Linked DNA regions of Homo sapiens: region 1 is linked to region 2. Evidence: chromatin contacts called from ENCODE Hi-C data. All regions are on one chromosome and are shown on one strand. Each heading gives the region's core, a stretch centred on a gene start or an enhancer-like site at or near the end of the contact. The rest is flanking DNA. Distances are from core to core; before and after follow the strand shown.

Evidence for each region. Hi-C counts contacts between places; a loop is a spot of excess contacts on that map. Pooled maps may share reads with other maps.
Region 1: a loop to region 2 is called in a map of GM12878, with 2.5 times the contacts of the local background. The contact joins two enhancer-like sites. A Hi-C loop is called at or near these places in 5 of 168 maps with a recorded cell type or tissue (Caco-2, Calu3, GM12878 and 2 more), 15 of 37 single-sample maps with no recorded cell type and 8 of 50 pooled maps.

Annotation. Positions count from the first base shown.
Region 1 is chr5:169,831,172-169,836,467 of GRCh38, reverse strand. The region is part of intron 26 of DOCK2 (dedicator of cytokinesis 2); the gene reads right to left. Among named protein-coding and RNA genes, the nearest start is that of INSYN2B, 150 kb to the left of the region's middle. RefSeq lists an enhancer at 1,527-1,696. Within about 2 kb of position 2,552, at least 2 of the 41 ENCODE cell types and tissues checked have a DNase peak (open chromatin) inside an H3K27ac peak, as active enhancers do; they include GM12878, where a contact is called at or near this core.
Region 2 is chr5:169,701,534-169,707,136 of GRCh38, reverse strand. It overlaps DOCK2 (dedicator of cytokinesis 2), which reads right to left. Exons shown (of 52, transcript NM_004946.3): 14 at 4,710-4,834. Among named protein-coding and RNA genes, the nearest start is that of DOCK2, 67 kb to the right of the region's middle. RefSeq lists enhancers at 3,705-4,114, 4,175-4,224. Within about 2 kb of position 3,841, at least 2 of the 41 ENCODE cell types and tissues checked have a DNase peak (open chromatin) inside an H3K27ac peak, as active enhancers do; they include GM12878, where a contact is called at or near this core.

The DNA of each region.
Region 1 (5,296 bases), core at 1,303-3,802, 130 kb before region 2:
AACTAGAAATGTTATAACCTTGCAGAGTTAGTAGTTAACTTGCAGAAAAATGATAAAATGTGATGTTTGCTGCTTTGTTAAAACTCATAGTTTTATTACTCTGGAGAAAATTTACCTGTTTTATACCTAATGATAATTTTATACAAGTATCTCTTCTCTCACAAAATATCAAGAAGCCTGAATACTTTTGAACCAGGTTGTTGTTGTTCAGCTTGTTCCCTGGTTTACCAGTTAAATGAAACTTTGATGTGCTCAGTGTCTAATTGCATAGGATAATATTTTTAATAATTTGAGAAATCTACTTTTACACAAATGATGCTACTTACAGTTTTGATATGAAATTTTATTTTTATCAAAGTTATAAGTGTATATAGTTCAAAAAATTCTTCAAGCTTCATTTAAAAACAAAACAAGCTGGGCACAGTGGCTCATGCCTATAACCCCAGCACTTTGGGAGACCCAGGCGGGAAGATTGCATGAGCCCATGAGTTCAAGATCAGCCTGGGCAACAGGGCGAAATCCCATCTCTACTAAAAATATCAAAAATTAGCCTGGCATGGTGGTGCACACTTGTAGTCCCAGCTATCGGGGAGGCTGAGGCAGGCTTGAGCCCAGAAAGTTGAGGTTGCAGTGAGCTGTGATTATACCACTGCACTCCAGCCTGGGCAACAGGGAGTGAGACCCTGTCTCAAAAAAGAAAAAAAAAAATCCAAACCCCCAAACAAACGAAATACAGCAGTCTCTCATGATCCCCTTGCCAGAGGAACTTTTGTACCTCTTTAAGCTGTTGTAATTGTTATTTTGGCATTTATGAACATGATGCCAATAATATGCTTTGGTACTTCTTTTTTAAACATTTCTTTTCACTTTTGGCATTGTCTATTAACTGTCCACCATAGAAAACAAGCATTTTGGCCAGGCCCGCTGACTCATGCCTGTAATCCCAGCACTTTGGGAGGCTGAGGCGGGCAGATCATCTGAGCTCAGGAGTTCGAGACCAGCCTGGCCAACATGGTGAAACCCCGTCTCTACTAAAAATATAAAAATTAGCCAGGCATGATGGCGCATGCCTGTAGTCCCAGCTACTTGGAAGGCTGAGGCAGGAGAATAGGTAGATCCCAGGAGGCAGAGGTTGCAGTGAGTCGAGATTGCACTATTGCACTCCAGCCTAGGCAACAGAGCAGTCTCAAAAAAAAAAAAAAAAAAACCAGGCATTTCACTCTTTCCTCCCACTGTCCCATGAGGCACATGCATCCTTCCCATTTCTCCTCCCTCCCATACACTTACGGTATAATTTTGCTTTGATCAATATTTATTACTTAAAATATTTTGAATATGCAAATGCCATTCTCATCCAAGTTGTAAACTATGATGGATTCCCATTTCTTGCACACTCCTCATTTCATGCCACCCCCCCACCAAAAAAAAAGCAATTTGGAAAAATCCAAGATTCCTTTTCATTCTCTGAATGTTTAGTTTTTTTAAGTACTATCTCCCAATTTACAATGGTCTCTTCTGCTATTTTTCTAAGTTCTCTCTGCCTCTTTTCTAAAGTTTGCTTTGCCTCACAGAGTCTGTGTCCTCCAAGTAGATTTGCTTCTGTTTGCTTGTTTTCACTCTCTCTTCTATGTGAGCATTGTTCCTTAGTTCTCTTTAATCCTTGGGGCTATGTTCTCATTTCATTGTGTGTGATGCTAAGGTGATCACCGACTGAGCATGTGAGTAGGGCTTGTGGTCTGTGAGCTTATTGCAGGGTGATCTGGTTGGGACATTTAGCTGGAGAGCACTGACTGAACATGTGAGTAGGACTTGTGGTCTGTGAGCTTACTACAGGGTGATCTGGTTGGGACATTTAGCTGGAGAGCACTGACTGAGCATGTGAGTAGGGCTTGTGGTCTGTGAGCTTACTGCAGGGTGACCTGGTTGGGACATTTAGCTGGAGAGCACTGACTGAGCATGTGAGTAGGACTTGTGGTCTGTGAGCTTACTACAGGGTGATCTGGTTGGGACATTTAGCTGGAGAGCACTGACTGAGCATGTGAGTAGGGCTTGTGGTCTGTGAGCTTACTGCAGGGTGACCTGGTTGGGACATTTAGCTGGAGAGCACTGACTGAGCATGTGAGTAGGACTTGTGGTCTGTGAGCTTACTACAGGGTGATCTGGTTGGGACATTTAGCTGGAGAGCACTGACTGAGCATGTGAGTAGGACTTGTGGTCTGTGAGCTTACTGCAGGGTGACCTGGTTGGGACATTTAGCTGGAGAGCACTGACTGAGCATGTGAGTAGGGCTTGTGGTCTGTGAGCTTACTGCAGGGTGACCTGGTTGGGACATTTAGCTGGAGAGCACTGACTGAGCATGTGAGTAGGACTTGTGGTCTGTGAGCTTATTGCAGGGTGATCTGGTTGGGACATTTAGCTGGAGAGCACTGACTGAGCATGTGAGTAGGGCTTGTGGTCTGTGAGCTTACTGCAGGGTGACCTGGTTGGGACATTTAGCTGGAGAGCACTGACTGAGCATGTGAGTAGGGCTTGTGGCCTGTGAGCTTACTGCAGGGTAATCTGGTTGGGACATTTAGTTGGAGAGATGCCAATATCAATATATGCAAGTCTTTCTTCTTGGACTGCTAGGATTTCACAAATAAGAATTGTCTGATCCCTGCATGATGTGTGAAGGCCTGGCCACCAGTGCGCTAGGAGATGAACGGGAGGAAAGTGCTGGAGGTTTTAGCCTCCAGGATGCACACTTTGATTGAAACCTGCTTTTGAGTAAGGTATCACTGCCCACACTTTCGTCTGGCATCTCCTAGGCCAGATGTCTTCTGTTTTTTTCTTCTTTATTGAATACACCTTCAATAACTCAGCCCCATGGAGTCAGACTGCTTCTGGAACAGGCTCTCAGCTGATCCTCCTTATTTGAGCTCCTTCCTTTCCTTCACCCTGACTTGCAGGGGCACCTGGTACTACCATTTCCGGAAACTTTGTTTTAGATTGGATGAGTCCTCAGGGTCCTCCACTGCTGGCTTATGAAATACTTTTCTCAGGTCTGCTATGTCATGTACTAACTTTCCGTATGATTCCTACCTTTCTTTCAAAGAAATTCTATTTTTTCAGGAGGTTTTCAAGAGGGAGGAAAAATATGTACCTATTTTAATTTACCATCTTTACAGGGAATTCTGCCCTAAACTTTTCATGTTTGAATATTTAGAAGTGAGGTGATTTTGTTAAATATATTAAACATATACCTGATAGTGATACACTTTTAAAAATATGATTGTGTCATGTAAATGTCTAAGGTTTCAAAAATAGTGACAGTGCAATCCATTTTACAGAAAGAAAAACTTCAGCTTTAGGATGGGGTTTGCACAAGGTAATATGACCAGTGTTGTGTGACAGGAAATGTCATCAGAGCTAGAATGAAGGACCTATTCTGCTGAACATTGAGGGGGCCACTGCTTCCTCCAGTCCAGCACACAGGCAGCCTTGGCCCTGTGTTTATGCCAAGGACAATCTCACCTCCTCTGCCTGCTTTGTCTTTAGGCCTTTTCAGTGCTAAGATGAAGATCACAAGGTCACAGCTACAGAGTGAAATCCAAAGGCCTACATTTTTTTTTTAAGCAAAAGAGAAAGAATGTATATTCTTACAGTGAAAACAGCAGCAATCTATGGCTGCTACTGTTTTGTCCATTCTGTGTTCTATGGAAGAGGTCTTTTCCATTTCTTTCTTATCTTGAAACTACCACAAACACCTAGAAAGAAAATATCTAACTTTGAAAAATAGTAACAGATATCATCTACAGTACAGTCACCCTCTCTCTCTCTGGCCCTTAGAGGGAATGTGATTTTTGCATGAGTTCTAGGTTTAGTGCTGTCTTCTTTCTTCCTGTTTGAACTGGTTTCCATCCTGAAAGATTTTACTGCATTGACATCTCATTGCGTGAAGCAAGCTTCAGAGGCAGCCAGGGACAGAGACAGCTCAGCGAAGGGGAGGCAGGGTAAACAAGGCAGGGTGGGTGGCACTGCTCTATCCCATCATCTCTGCTTCTCCCCACCCACTGGGTGAGTGTCCCCACCCCATGTGCCAGGCGGGACTTGGGCAATGCTTTCATGTTGTCACACATGTCTTGCACTTTGTATTAGCCTTCACTAGAAGACAAGGGTTGGAGTTGGTGGCAGAAGGATGCAATAAAAAGGAAAAGAAGATGTGGGTTCTAATTCTGACACTGCTGTTAACACAAGTTTCAAGGTCTTATTATATGCCAGCAACTGTGCATATAGACTTGACATAATCTCATTTAACTGTTTATAAAACTCCACTGAAATCCCAGATACACAACACACGAATTAGAGAGATTTAGTAACTTGCCCAAGAATGTTCCATTCACAGATGGCCCAACCTGAACCTAAGCTCATTTCTGCCTAATTGCATGCTCCTTCCATGATCAGAAGTGTGGTGTCGATGGCACAACGGAATGGTGCTTTAGGCCCTCTCCAACTTCTCTGGCAACTTCTTTCAATATTATGAAAAACTCTCTGCAAAAGTCTCTCCTTGCACAGAGACTAATGAAGTTGCCATTAACTATTCTCTTTCCTTGTTGGTCATTGACCTTGACACATCTTGCCCCTCTGAGCCTCAAGTTTCTTCATCTGTATTTTGGATGCATTGGCATCCACAATATCAGAATTGTTTTGAGGAACCATAGCTAATTCCAACACTGAGAGCTAATATCTTTTGAGTTTTTAATATGTGGCATGTACTTTTCTAAGTATTTTACAGACATTAACTTAAGGAATCCTGCAAGCACATATAAAATGGGAGAAAGACTTCTACAATTCCAGATTTAGAGATGAGTGAAGTGCTTGGCTGTGGTCTGCTAATCCAAGTTCCAGCCCAGGCCTGCCTGACTCAAGTCCAGGCTTGTGACTGCCTCTGCCTCCACCTCTTTGGATCACATAAATGAATGGATGTGGCAGCACTTTGCAGATGGTAAATCATTCTGTAAATCTGTCCAAAGAACATCATAAGACAAACAGTTGTGTGCACAGCTGCTTGTAGCATATTGCATTGTTTATAATACCTAAACGCAGCAAGCAAGATAAATGTGGTCAAATCAGGAATCCTATTATGTACATGACAGTTTATTCACACAATGGAGGAGAAGGTAGATAGATCTTGACCTGGAAAAATATCCTAAATATGTTCAGAAAAAAAGAGACTACAGAGTACCATATGTAATATACACCTTTTTTTTTTGAAAATTTATTTTCTATGTCCAGAAAGTCTGGAAAAAATGCATGG
Region 2 (5,603 bases), core at 2,592-5,091:
AAGGGGCCCGAAGTGTGGTTTTTATATTAGGCCAAACAATTTTCAATCCTCAAATTGCCAGATTCATAAGATTTGGTTTTGGAGCCCCAGCCCCTGAAATTGCAAACTGTGTGCCTCTCGGCATGTTGATGGTGAGCGAGTCATGCCTCTCATGAGATTCAATCAGATTCTCCCGTGGGTCCTTGACCTTCAGCAGGCTGAATCACCAAAGCTGGCCACATACAGGCACTCCGTGAGCCCTGGCCAACCATGCTAACCTGGGGAAAGGAAGACTCGCCCTTCACACTGGAAATCTCCCCTTGTGCTTCCGAGGTATGGAAAAGGAATGAGCTCAGTTTCAATATTGACTGACAGTACTTGCAGCCAAATCGATCCATTTGAAAACAGAATACACAGCAGTCCTTTCAGAATGTATCTTTAAAAGAAAAACAAGTGTAACCAATGAACCAGAACTGAGTGAAGACACACAGCTCTCCTTGTTTTTCCATGGGATGAAGCCTTCCAGAACTTCCCGAGGCACTGAGCTAAAAACATGCTTCCAAAGTCTTTCTAACCATTTAGAGTGGGCTTTGTGTCCAGCATCACACTAAGCCCTGCACACACACCACCTCGCTTAATTCAGTCCTCATAGCCACCTCTGATGCTTACTGTCAGCATCCCCATTTCACAGCTGGGTGACCTGAGTCCCTGAGAGATTAAACCACTTGCCCAAAAAGTGGCAAAGCCAGGACAACATCACAGACCCTCTAAATACTCATCCAGTGTTCCTTCTATAAGAACCTAGATGCCTTCCAGCCTACAAAGATTTATATCTGTTGACATTTATGGGCTTAGAGTTTCTGTAGTTACAGTAAATCCCATGTAGCTTACCAAATCAGAAACTACACATATATCTCTGGTGAAAGTAAAACTGCCGCATGGCAGGCAACTGGATCTCACAAAACTGTACTGATGATGAAAATTTTTGATTTCCTAAGGCTGGAGAAAAAAGTCTCAGTACCAGTCAGAGAAAAGCCAAAGATAGTGCCATAGGCCTCAGCACTTCAGAGAAATAACAGTGTTGGGAAGTGCACTGAGAGAGCATTGTGACCAGGGACTGAGCCCAGTTCTAGGGAAAATATACACTGGTATATATCTCAAATAACACTGTTCCATAATTTTCTACATTGCCTATCCCCATGGCCCCCAATTAACAGTGAGAGCCCCTCATAGGTGTGGGAGACTTCAGGTCAGTTGAAGAAAATCTGAGTATGGATCAGGAAGCCTGGAGGCTTTCATGTTGGCTTGGCCTTAGAAGAAACATCTCTGCAGGAAGAAAAACCAGGCTCCTAACACATGTCCTGTTTACTTGGTAGGAATCAGGTGAGAAAGAGATGACACCAGGGATGTGAACACACTTTAGGAAAGACAGTGTTCTCCTCTCACAAGACCACATCATGGGATGTCGATTAGCATGCCTAAGGTAGGAATCAGGCTGGGAGCTCAGTATACCCTTCTAATAATAATAGCTAAATTTAATGCACACCTATTATGTAGATTACCTCATCTGATATTCACAAGAGCAAAGTGCCATTGCTGGTCCTATTTTCAGACAGAGACTCTCAGGCTTAGAGAGGTTATGTAACTGCCTCAACATCCTCTTACTAATTCAGGCAGAGCTGGGCTTTGCACCTGGCTGTCTGGCCCCAGGGGTCATGGTCTTAACCACTATCCCATACTTCCCCTATCCCCTGCCTCCACCGCCTCAAGTTGGGTGGTCTCAGAAAAACAGAGGTTTCTTGGCCCAGCATCTAAGCCTTTCTCTTTCACCAGAATTTGCTTCTGGCTGGATTGCCTGTTTGACTCCCTCAGGTCCCTCAGAGGGCTTCACCCTGCACTTGGTCCTCTTCTCTGAATGTGACCCTCCTTCCTGTTGCTGGGTACTTACTGCAATACCAGGTGCCTTATACCTATGGCGTGTTTTGTCTGTTTGTTGAGAAAGGGTCTCACTTTGTCGGCCAGGCTGGAGTGGCTGGGGTGCGATCTCAGCTCACTGCAACCTCTGCCTCCAGGGTTCAAGCAATTCTCGTGCCTCAGCCTCCTGAGTAGCTGGGATTACAGGTGCTTGCCACCACACTCAGCTAATTTTTGTATTTTCAGTAAAGACAAGGTTTCACCTTCTTGGCCAGGCTGGTCTCAAACTCCTGACCTCAAGTGATCTGCCCCCCTTGGCCTCCCAAAGTGCTGGGATTACAGGTGTGAGCCGCTGTGCCCAGCAGCATGTTTATTTTTAAAATTTTTTAATTTTAAAATTTTTAATTTTTGTGGGCACATAGTGTGTGCATACACATACACACACACACACACACACACACACACACACACACACACACACACATATATATGGAGTAAATGAGATGTTTTGATAGAGGCATACAATGCATAAAAATCACATCATGGAAGATGGGGATCCATGTCCTCAAGCATTTATCCTTTGTGTTATAAACAATCCAATCATACTCTTTTAGTTGTTTTAATACCTACTCTTTTGTTTAACCTGCAACCCCACGAGAAGAGGTTATTATTTCTTTTTACACATGAATAAACTTGCCTAAGATCACACAGCTAATATGAGGGGAGGCTGGAATTTGAACCCTGTCTGCCTGACCCCAGAGCCCACCCCATTAGCTTCTCTGCTATGACCCCTCCTGAGCAAGGCCCTTGACACCCCAAGGTGAGCCATGAGCAGGCCTAACCTCCTCTGCCCTCTGGTCCTGCTCTGCCAAAGACAGTGTGCATGCACCTAGAGCAGGAGGAGAAATCAATATTTCTAAAGGGGACCATTTCCACAGGAGCCCACCAATATCAAACAGAAGTGTTTGAATGTACTGACTGACACTTAATTAGGCAGTAATATTTATTTCTACAAATAGAGAAAGAAAAGCCTCCCACAGGCTTCCTAAGCAATTTTCAATAGTCAGTCAACTGAACTCCCCCAGAATTTCCCTAATAGAGGAAACCACAAATCATCACCATGCCCCACAGTTCCCTTTCCATGTCAGCCCCCAGAATACCTGCTTACCTACTCATCTTGGATAAGTGCATCTGCTCAGCCTGCTCGGTAGTGACTTGAAAGGGTGACAAAAGTGGAAGAAAGAGTGGCTCAGACAGGAGATAAGATGGCTGCTTGCCTGTTAACTGTGTCTTTTAATTTGTCCTTTGGCAACATGGAAGGTAAGCGTATCAATGTTTCAAAAATGAAGCTGAGGTTAAAAAGTTCTCTACCAGGGAAGTTGGATAAAAGTAACTTCAAAGCAATGGTCTCTACATTTGGGAATTGCAATTTCCCTTTCAGATAAAAACCCTCCGCTCCTTTATGTTCCTTTGAGTCAAGTATTTCTCACTTATTTTATTTTTTGGAAAAAGTTTCAGACTGCAACAAAAGGAGGATGCGTTCAATGCTTAGATTTTGTTCAAATAGATACTAATTAACATGACCAGTCTTTATGAACAAAAAGGCAATTGTGAGGATTTCTTTACATTTAAAAAACGATTATGAATCTTCCCAAATTTGCCAGCAGTGGTTATTAGCCTCATTTTTTAAAATGAGAAATAAATTGGAGAATTTTGCTACATGTACGGGCATTGTAGTGAAGTGTCTCAGAGGGCCTGGAACCAGTCAAACCCCATCTCTGACATATGCTAACATTATGGCTTTGGGCGAGTTACTGTAAGTGACACGGGTTTTGTTTCCCTATCTGTAAAATGGGGCATAATAAAGGAAATGTGTCATACTATCACACAGCCTGACACATGGTAATTCCCCTGTGAATGTTAGTTATTCTTGGGTACAAAGTATCAGTCTGATCTCCAGGCCCCAAGGACAAAAATGATGCCTCTTCCATCTTCACATCCCCTCTCTGATGAACACACCCGCCCTGCTTGGCTATTTGATCACTCACAGTGGCCTAAGAGGAATATTCGCCCATGCTAAAATTTCTCCTGAGAGCTGATTTTCTTTTCAGCTAACTACTCTGTCAGGAGGAACTGAGAAACAAAACCCTCCTACACACTGGACACAGCACTGACAACCTTAAAGAAAATACAAGCAAATAAATATAAACACACATGACAAATATTGGACAGGACATATGCTGTATAAATATAGCAATGCGCTTTGCATTCCTGAATACACCCTGCTAGCTCTCTGGAGACCAATTTACGAATAAGGCTTTCCACCAGCATTTCTGGCTGAGCGCTGGGGAGTTAGATTAAGTGTTGAGAATGCCTGCTTTAAGCACATCCTGAGCCTCCACACCAGCCCAAGGCACTGTATTGATCCTCTTTCTTACCATGGACTTTGCCTGAATAAACCAGCTCAGGTTTCAGTGAGAACATTTTAACTGCAGAAAGCTAACCTATAAGCTGAGACCAAGCAAAAGTAAATAAATAAATAAATACATACATACATACATACATACATACAAGAAGAAGTTGTGAAAGGAAAGGAACAGACATTGAAAAACTGCTTTGGTGTAAGGAAATATCACAAGGTCTTATTATGGAACACTGCACTAACCAAGCTCAAAAGGTGTTGAACACATTATTCAACACCATCCCAAAGGCACCTGGCATTTAGACAACAGAATCAGGGAGAGGAAAAGTACGTCTTTACAAGCAGAGGCCCCCAAGGCGGACCCTGTCACCCAGAGCAGCAGTGAGTCCCTTACAGGCAGCGTTTTGCCATCCTCCGCGCACACACACATGATGACTTCCACATTCCTCTGTGTGGTCTTGTTGTACTTGTCAAAGTCACCTTGTAAGAGAGTAATGTAGATGTCGTTCCTGACATCCCCTGAGGCAGAGGGAGAGAGAGACAAGAGTTAGTGTGGATTACAGCAGGAGAGACGCTGACTAACTAGAGGGGATGGAGGGTGAGAAGAAGCTCTCCCACCTGGATTGGTATTAATTAAAATCAGAATTGCTTAGAGAAAGCATTTTTCCCTCATCAGGGAGGCTGGAGAAGTAGGTAACACGGGGATGAAGGGATGCTAGGAAATCAGTTGCAAAAAGGGAAGTAGGGACACTCAAAATTGGCCATGTTTTTCTCGACATTAAAAGTCATTTAATTTTCATCCTCTAGTGACACCTTCTGGGAAGGCAAAGGAAAGCTCCAATTGAATTGATCCTGTCCCATGAAAACAACCAAACATATACATCTGCCGATATTTCACTGTGTAGGAGCAGAATAGAGCAACTTTCCATGTGTCCTAGGGACACAGGGTTAGGAGGGAGCTGCAGAGGATCTTCAGGAAGGGAGGTAAGAAAAATAGAAAATCTGCCAGACACAGGTAGCTCATGCCTGTAATCCCAGCACTTTGGGAGGCCAAAGCGGGCAGATCGCCTGAGCTCAGGAGTTCAAAACCAGCCTGGGAAACATGGCAAAACCCTGTCTGTATCAAAAAATACAAAAAAATTAGCCGAGTGTGGTGGCACATGCCTGTGGTCCCAACTGCTCAGGAGGCTGAGGTAGGAGGATTGCTTGAGCCTGGGAGGCAGAGGCTGCAGTGAGCTGAGGTCAAACCACTGTACTCTGCACTCCAGCCTAAGTAACAGAGCTAAAC